Linked DNA regions of Homo sapiens: region 1 is linked to region 2. A link is an interaction called in ENCODE POLR2A ChIA-PET data of the cell type or tissue named here. Cell type or tissue: A673. All regions are shown on one strand. Each heading gives the region's core, and the rest is flanking DNA. Links, peaks and the distances in the headings are about the cores only.

The links. ChIA-PET counts read pairs that join two places held together with the same protein. Peaks named below come from ENCODE experiments on the same cell type or tissue, not always from the same donor. Only the 100,000 strongest peaks of a DNase experiment are listed, where the experiment ranks them.
Region 1: POLR2A ChIA-PET joins it to region 2 with 6 read pairs; 2 of 35 experiments call an interaction of 5 or more read pairs at or near these places.

The regions. Positions count from the first base shown.
Region 1 is chr16:51,833,156-51,837,548 of GRCh38, forward strand. No RefSeq gene overlaps it. Among named protein-coding and RNA genes, the nearest start is that of LINC01571, 73 kb to the left of the region's middle. In A673, for the core only: no CTCF peak of the experiment used is centred there; no DNase peak of the experiment used is centred there.
Region 2 is chr16:53,090,036-53,094,428 of GRCh38, forward strand. All of the region lies in intron 1 of CHD9 (chromodomain helicase DNA binding protein 9), which reads left to right. Among named protein-coding and RNA genes, the nearest start is that of CHD9, 37 kb to the left of the region's middle. RefSeq lists an enhancer at 1,304-1,989. In A673, for the core only: no CTCF peak of the experiment used is centred there; DNase peaks (open chromatin) are centred at 1,056, 2,046 and 4,146; H3K4me3 peaks cover 1,243 bases; H3K27ac peaks cover 3,908 bases.

The sequences.
Region 1 (4,393 bases), core at 113-4,112, 1.3 Mb before region 2:
CCAATAGGAGGGGAAGTGCTGATCTTAATGGTTTGATGTTTTTTTGGCTTCGCTATATGCAGACCGAGTCTCTCTTCACAGCTTCCTATCACTTTGCATAACATCCTCAAGCCAGTCAGGAAGGGAGGTAAGACTTCATGCTCTAAGGGTTGGAGCAGAGGTGGCAGGCAGGCACTCTAAGGTTACTTCTTTGCCATTTCCAGGACAAAGCACTTTTGAGAGACACTGTTTAGAGCTCCCACTTCTTCAGAGCCATAGTTACTTCCTTGATACTTCATTTGTTTTAAGGAGGCACAACGATGTCTTTCATCAGGGATTAAAAAAAAAAAGCCCCGGGGTATTAAAGGCATAAATTTACCCCAAGCTCATATTTGCATCTACAAATTGGATACAATGTATAGATTTCAGTGGGTAAGTACCCAGTGTCATACATTTCCCTCCCTGGAAGGAGGTAAAGGCTTACTAATGTGAACCTTTGGTATCTACAGCAAATAGCAGCATGTTCATAGGTGAGGGCCTATTTGCAGACACCAGACACAATGTCCTCCAGCTCTCTCAGGCAGGCAAGTGGCAAGGAGCCTATTGGAGGGCCTCCATGGGAAAAGACCCCTCTCTATATTATAATTCTCCCATGCATTATAAAGAACAAATGAGAGCTGACATTTGTATGGTACATATCTCTTTAAAAGGTAATGTACATTCATTTCATTTTATTCTCTTCTGATAATCCCCAAAGACAGATATTAGGATCCACATGAGAAAATAGAGGTTAGAGAGGTCAAGTGGCTGGCTTAAGTTCACATAGCCAGGTAGAGTAGAACCAGGGCATGATGAGGTTATTAAGCCATCTTTCTTTCCACTCTACCATTACACACTTCTTAATTATGCCAATTGCCTGTCCTGTTAATTTCAGTTTAGTATCACAGCCCTCCCAGGTTGAAGCTTCCCCATAACCATGTCCTCAGTGTTCTTATCGATACGAAGCTCTACGTAACAAGCATTTTAGATACTTTTTTCCTTTTCCAAATCTAACTGAAAATATCTTGCTAAACCCTGGCTGCTGCTTAATTTGTGATGAACCCCAGCCGTTCTTCTTCTGCCTCCTTTCTTAGACGACAAAGAAGCTTCACAAAATAAGGCATATTTTCCAAATGAAGTAATTCCACTACTGTGATGACGCCTCCCCTAAGCAACTCCACTGCAGAGTTAAATCCTATCGGCATTTCACGTTCCCTTGCTATTTTAGAAGTTTATATAATGCCAGAGTAAACCGTAATCTCTGGGAAAACTTAGCAGAGAGAATGGGGTTTTAGGTTAGACGAGAAAAGCAGAGACAGATTCTTTGAGAAGCATATCAGTTCTAATAGGAACGACATCGTTTGTCCCACATGAAGTCAGAGCGGTCTGACTTAGCTACTTTCAAATCTTAAAAACTGATTTTAAAAATTACTGGATGAACATCATGTAGAAAGAATGCTTTTTAACAGAGCTTTTATGTCAGTGCATCTCATTTACTTCCTGAATTTGCAGCTCAGCTTCTACGCATTATTAATACCATTAGAAGAATGTCGCATATTAGGAGCATGAAAGGCAAAGGGAAGAGAATGAGGCGCCCTGGTTCATCTTGGCATTTTGTGAAGAATAAATGCCACTTCTGAGCAATGCCCAGCCTCCCCCAGAGAAGAATTTAGACCCTGATTCTTTATTTAAACAGGTTCCTGGGGGATGGAAAAGAAGTGAGATACCCAGAAAAAGCCCTCTGAAATGCAGAGCCCCAGGTAAACCCAAGTGAGGGTTTCTAGTACAATGACATCACCCAGCTCTCAAGGGCCACTCCAGGCCCAGGAGTGTTCATGCCCCTCAGGCAGCCTCAGTGACAGATAAGCTAAATAGTAGGTAACACATGCAAGAGTTTCTACAACTTACGGAACGTTTTATATTGCCGTTACAAGGCAGGGCCTGTCCAACAGAAAGGAGGGCCAAGTTTCCTTTCTGATTTTTGAGGCTCTAATTGTATGGAAAAATGTATAAATTCTAAAACAGATTTTATAATTACAATATATTTTTACTGTTTATATTTAACAAATGAGAGCTTTTAACAGGCCTATATGCACACACACCACAAATGTAATCATTTTTTATTATGTATTAAGAAAATAATGACAGATTATCAAAAATAACCATTTATAAGCCTTTACAGATAGTATGGCACAGTCATGAGGCACAAGTGTACTGTCATAAGATGACTGGCTTTTTCCTTCCAGTGTGTTAGCATTTGATATCTCTGTGCCTGTGGGTGTACATTTGAGGATCTTCTTGAATGTGAACCATGGGTGGAGCAAGCGGTGCTCTCGTCCCTACTGTGATAAGCCAGTTCCCAGAAGGCCTCCCTTCCATGGCACCGGGAGAGACTTCTTGCTCTGCTAAACTTCACAGATACTGTTTCAGGAAAATTCTTGTGGTTTAATAGTTCTAACATGCAGCTTCATGGTTAGGTAGAGAGAAATATATTTTCTCAAGCAGCAGTCTGATAGGAATGCCTTAAACACTCCTTGATGGAGTGATAGCCATGACGCAGCAGAAGACCCAATGTCTAATGTTGTGTTGTTTTCAGAAAGATTCCAATATTTAAAGCCTTCATACAGCATTTTATGTGATTTGGTTGTACAGTTGTAAATTGGTAAATCACAGTGATGCCCCCACCCTTCACCTTCTGAGAAAATCACCCTTTGGATTTCAATTTCCTATTGCTGATTGAGGTATCAAATTATCCAGGTAGAGACCAGAGATAATTTTCCCTCTCAAAGATAAACACAACTTGGTGAAATGGCCTACTTAGTGGCTGAGATCAGTTCTCTTTAAAAAGCTAAGAATCTTGAAGTTCCCTATAGAATTCAGACCATTGGTTGTTTTATTGGTTATGATAGTTTGGCTGTGAGTCAAAAAAAGATCTTTTCTCGAACCACCTTAAACAAAAAGAATATTTCTTATCTTGTGTAACAGAAAGTCAAGAGGCAAGTGAGCTACAGTCATAACACTGACTGTCTTTGTTCCGGACTATGTTTTTAAGAACATCTGTCTCCCTCTGGACTGTAGGGCAGGCATGCTAACTGCCCAGTATTAAAAGATGTAGGTTCCCTAGATATAAGTTCAGAATTCTTGGTATATACGCAGGTATCACCTGTTCTGCTTCACATCACCCTGTGGGAATTGGGCTCAGGGACCAGAGGCAAATATGCTAATGCTCATGTTCTTTGCAGTGGCATGAGTAACAAATTCCATTGTCTCTGACCCAGGAGTCTTGTGTCTTCTGGCAGCATCCATAAATTGTGGCAGACTAAGTATTTAGCTTGCAGATGGGATAAAAAATCTCCGACCTTCCTGGAACATGTGTAACCACTTTTCTTTCAGGTGGATTTTGGCATGGACATACTATGGCTTCCATTAGCACAGGGAAACAGGCTTTCTTGTTTAAGGTCTGCAGAAGAGAAAAAAAAATCTCTCCTTAGTTATAGAATATTAGCTCTAGCTTTTGTTTTGATTGAGTCAATATAGGACATGAGCTTATTCCTAGAACAAAATAGTTGCTGGGAAAAATACAAGTGCTCATTGTTTAAACCTGGGTTCCTAAACCAATCACTGACAAAGGAGGTGAATCCAGCTTCTCCTGAATCAGATAGAGTGTGCAGAGATTGGGGGTGGGTATTTTAATAAAATCTGGAGCCTGGTAGAAAGGAGCAGGGGTAACAGATATTGGACAGGTAACCAAGAGTCTCTTACAGAACTGTCAGGACTGAGCTTCCCATTTCCTGCATACCTTTACATCCAAATTGATCTTTCCTTAGGAAATTTGTTAGCATGAGCTCTCTCCTACAACATTGCATGGGGCTCTGCCAGTTGTGCTTTCCAGATGCTCATATTTCAAGCCAATAGTTATGAGTTTAGGCATTAAGGGATCTGGTTCAGATCATAAATGTTATAAAAATCTACCCATATGGATTAAGTGCTGCCACAGTCTATAACTGCTAAACGAGGGTCATGATTTCAGTCTGGTTAATAGACTCTAATACACTAAATGGTTTTATGAAACCCTAGTCCTGGGCATTTATCATAAGTGTGAAATTTTATATGCTTCTATAGAAAACCAGGTAGTTACATGCAATTCTGCTTTCTGCTCATAGAGGAAAGGTAGCATGTAAACTGAATGCTGACTTGGGTGGTCATGCTTCTGGGGGACAGGGCTATACCCCAGAGCCAGCCCTTATGATGGGACCCAGTCTGGAAATTGGGTCCATATTTCCTCTCTGAACCCCCAACAATGACTAGAGTGTACAAGAGTGAGGTTGTCCATAATTAGGTCTCCATGTTGGCCTTTGGAGTGAACAACATGATT
Region 2 (4,393 bases), core at 210-4,209:
GCCAGGATGTGGAGGGAGAGAAGAATCCCCCAGTCAAATGAGGATGGTTTGGCCAGAGTCTCAGCATCCTCTTAAGTGTTGCTGACATCTCCAAAGAGTCTTCCAAAAACCGGAGTCCCTCCTCTGCCTCCAGGTTCTGAACACATTGAGAAAGAAGACAAAGGAATGGCAGGGAGCCAACATACCACCTTAATTACCACTAAAGCTAGCATGGAGGTTGCAGCTGAGTGTGAGAACAAAATGAGCTTCCTGACCGAGCCTGGGAGAAGGATGGGGCTGAGCTGATCATTCCAGAGAGTCTTCCCAAGTCACCCATTCAGATCAGTCATTCCATTATTGTGGACAGTGAGAGTGAAGATAAAGAGGGGTGTTTAGGAAAAATCTCTCCTTGTGAAAACCAAAAGCAGGAAAACATGTGAGTGTGGCAAGGTATTAATCTCTCTGCACATCAGTCGAGATCTCTTCTTCAGTATAATGGGGATAGTGACAGTGAGGGTTCTGTGGGATCACGTGTATGACGGTCCTGGCATACAGTAATCGCTCAGTAAAGGCTGTTTTTGTGTGCAGTCCAGGTTCATGGCAGGTGGCCTTTCTTTCCTCCCCGGCATGAAGCCCAGGGCCCCAGAGTCCTGCCGGGCTTGTGTATCGCTCTTTCTCTCCAGCTGTAAAAATTCATGAGAATGTGGGTGTGCGGTGGCTTTCCAGTTTCTTGGCTTCTCCCCAGGCTATGTTCTCCCACTTGGGGGCAGGGGGGTGGCAGACATCCTTTTCACAGTGGTGAGTGCCACCCCACCCCAACCCCCATGCCCTGTCCCAGCAGAGTCTGGCTCAAAGTTCAAAGCCAGGGTGGCTTTGTTGAGTAATTTGGTGACATTGCCTGCCTGCCTGCCCACCATGCTCTCACACGCCCATTTGCTAGGCATCTGCTGCCCTGTGTTTTGTGGTGTGGAGGATGGGAACAGCTCACCCCCCCCCGACTGACCGCGGTGAGGCTCAGCTTCCTTCCTCTCCCCCGCCCTTGGGCTCTCAGTCCCACACACAGCCCCACTCAGTGAGGTTTCGGATCTGCTCCCAGGCTGGTTGGCGCTGACTCCATCTGGATCCACACCAACCCCTTCCTCCTGGGGGTTCAGAGTGTTCTTGGAAGGAAGCCTGGGAAGGGAAAGGCCTTCTCCAGCATTCCCCATCCAGTGGTTGGCTGACAGCATAGAACTGAGCTGCCAAGAACGCTGGAGTCAGACAGAACTGAGTTCAAATCCCCGGGTGACCTTGGGCAAGCTGCTCTCTCTGCTTCAGTTTCCTCATCTGTAAAAAATGTGACAGTAACAGGATCTGCCTCCTGGGATGATTGTGAGGATTCAGGGAGATACTAACTGTGATGTCCTCACCCCTACATCTGGCAGGTGGGAAGTGCTTAAGAAATGGTGGCCCTGGAGCCAGGGATCCCCTGCCTTCCCATGGGTGTACTCACAGGGAGGAGGCGAACGCCGTCTCCTTTTGCTCATCCCACCTCCCAAATTAGACCCCTGCCGTAGTTACTCTGACATGACCAAACTGGTTTGGTTTCCTGCAAACTCCTTTTGGACAAGGACTCTGTCTCATTTGTCTTATAACTCCCATGCCTAGTGTGGTCCTGGCACTTACACAGCACTAAATGTTTGGAATAAATAAGTGGAGGATAAAGGAGCAAACGAGTGCCTGGTGGGCAGCATCTGTTCAAGGACTGTTTTCTGAACTCCAGGCAGTTATTTCTGTCCCTTCCATTTTCCCTCTCTCCTTCCTCCCTCCCTCCCTTCCTTCTCTCCTTCCTTCCTTTTGACCTTCCTCTTCAGACCTCCTTTCCTTCTTGCTAAATGGAAAGAGCTTCCTCCTTTCCTTTTCTTGTAATATCCAAGCTGCAAGAGCATCCCTTGAGAGCCCTTCACCCAGCCGAGAGCAGCGATTCCTCTTTCAAATTGAGTCTGTCCCCTGACTCATTCATTAAAATGCATAGGGCATGTGACCAAACTGCATAATGAGTCTCTCATGAGGAAGGCTTGGAGGCAGGGAGATGCTGCCAACTGCAAAGGCAAATACTTCCCCCCCAGCTGTGGATCAGGCTCATTGGCTGTCATACCCTGGGAAGGCTGGGGGCTGCAGTTCATCTCCAGTAAATCAGCCAAGCCCTGGAGAGCTGCAGCCTGGCGCAGGCTGTACGGTCTTGGAAGCTGTGTTGCTTTGGAGAATCCAACCCATGACTTTTCTCAACCTTCTTCCACCCATTTCTAGTTTTTCATTTATTTAAATATACTTTTAACTCCATAGGTGATATGCAAATACATGCTTATCATAAAATATGCAAACATAAAAGAAAACCCCCTTTGATAATGTCTCTGTACTGCTACCTCTCTCGGAGACAAACAACTGTTGTCACTCAGCTCTTTACCTTCCAGGGCCCTTGGGCTGCTGGGTGACAGATGTCCCATGAAGGTGATTTGGGAGCCCAAACACCCTTTTGCCCTCCTGAAGTCCTAGGCCAGTTCTCAGTAAAAACAGTCAACATTCATCTTAAGTGCCTTCTCAGCTCCCTCCCTAGCAAACTCTGTGTCTGTTACGTGTAACCCCTACCCACCCTAAATCCCATCCCTGCAAAAGAACCCCACTCTCCACACTTAGGAAGCAAACAGATAAACTAGATTATTTCCTCATTGGAAATTTAGATTTGACTTTTCCAGAGGCACCTGCACCTTTATTATTATTTATTTATTTATTTATTTATTTAGAGAAAGGATCTCACTTTGTCATCCAGGCTGGAGTGCAGTGGTGTGACCAAGGCTCCCTGCAGCCTCAATCTCTCAACCTTAAGTGATCCTCCCATTTCAGCCTCTCGAATAGCTGGGACTACAGGCGTGCACCACCACACCCAGCTAATTTTTGCATTCTTTGTAAAAATGGGGTCTCACTATGTCGCCAGGGCTGGTCTCAAACTCCTGAGCGCAAGCCATCCTCCTGCCTTTGCCTCCCAAAGTGTTGGGATTACAGGCATGAGCCATTATGCCCTGCTGCATCTGCACTTTAATATTGGATTCTTGAAGAGTGAGAAAGATATCAAAATTCAGTGACTCTCATCATTGCCTCTCAGGCACTAGGGCCACCCCTATGTTCCATTTTTAGGTGGTGAGCCTCTCTGAATCTGCAAATTCATATCACTTTGGTCACAACCTATTCAGCTAGCTATGTGGCCTTAGGAAAATCACTGACTTCTCTGAATCGCATTAACTCATCTGCAGAATGTGAATAACAATAGTACCCCCATTTATTGGGTTGTTGTAAAGCTTAGATGGGATTATCTATTACAGCCCTAAGCACTATGCGTGGCACATAGCCAAGATGCAATTAATGTTAGGGATTATCATCATCATCATTATTTTTACTCTAATCTGTCATAACCCAATTCGCTCATTCAAGAACTATTTATTGAGCACCTGCTATGTGCCAGGCATTGTCCTTGACCCTGAGAGTAGGGCAGTGAAGGAGTCATACAAGGTTCCTGCCTTCTAGGGGCTTACATTCTAGTACAAATGTACCACACCTTTCTGTTTGATAAGCACTTTCTTCCCCATTGTGTCATGTTGTTCTCACTAATGCCTTTCAATCAGGCAAAGGCGGTATGATTGTCCGCATTGTACAGATAGAAAGCTGAGGCTTAGAGAATTAAGCTAACAGAGATAGCTAGAAAGTGGCCAGGTACAACTTGATCTAGGGTCCTCCTGGCTCGTTTCTGTGCTCTCTCATGATGGACACTGATGATTGTTTTGGGGTGAGGGGCATGGAAGCAGCTCTCAGAGCCTTGAGAGCTCTGACCCACCAGCAGAAGCACAAAAGAGAACCAGGGACTGGCTTTGGTTCGATTGCGAGTGTCCCAGTTAGTTCTGTCCATGAAGTCTGTCAATGACTGGGCCTAACAATGTGTGCCTCTGCCCGGTGTCAGCCTTGGGGGCCTGGAGGAGACTTTATCTTAAGGAAAAAGTGCTTGCTTCAGCACATGGCCAGTGGGGCCTGGCTGTGACAGCAGGCAGCTCTGCTGTGGCAGCTCAGCTGTCTGAGAGCACTTCCCCTTGGGTTCCCCGCAGAGCAGGAGAGAAGGTGTCTAGGCCTATGGGCTTGGTGACCAAACTGCATGGTTTCTGGTAGTGTGCCTGGAACTCCTGCTGTGCAAGATTTCCTATATACACCCAGCATCCGCCTAGTCTGGGCTGGGCGGGGCAGGGCTGATCCTGTCTGAGAACACAGGAACTGGAAGTCTGTACCGGGGCAGGTGGCAGGGGCAGGCCTGGCAAAGACCCAGGGAGAGGACACCAAGGGCCAGCCACCGCACAGAGAGACCAGTGACTGAACATGGCTGGGCCGGGGT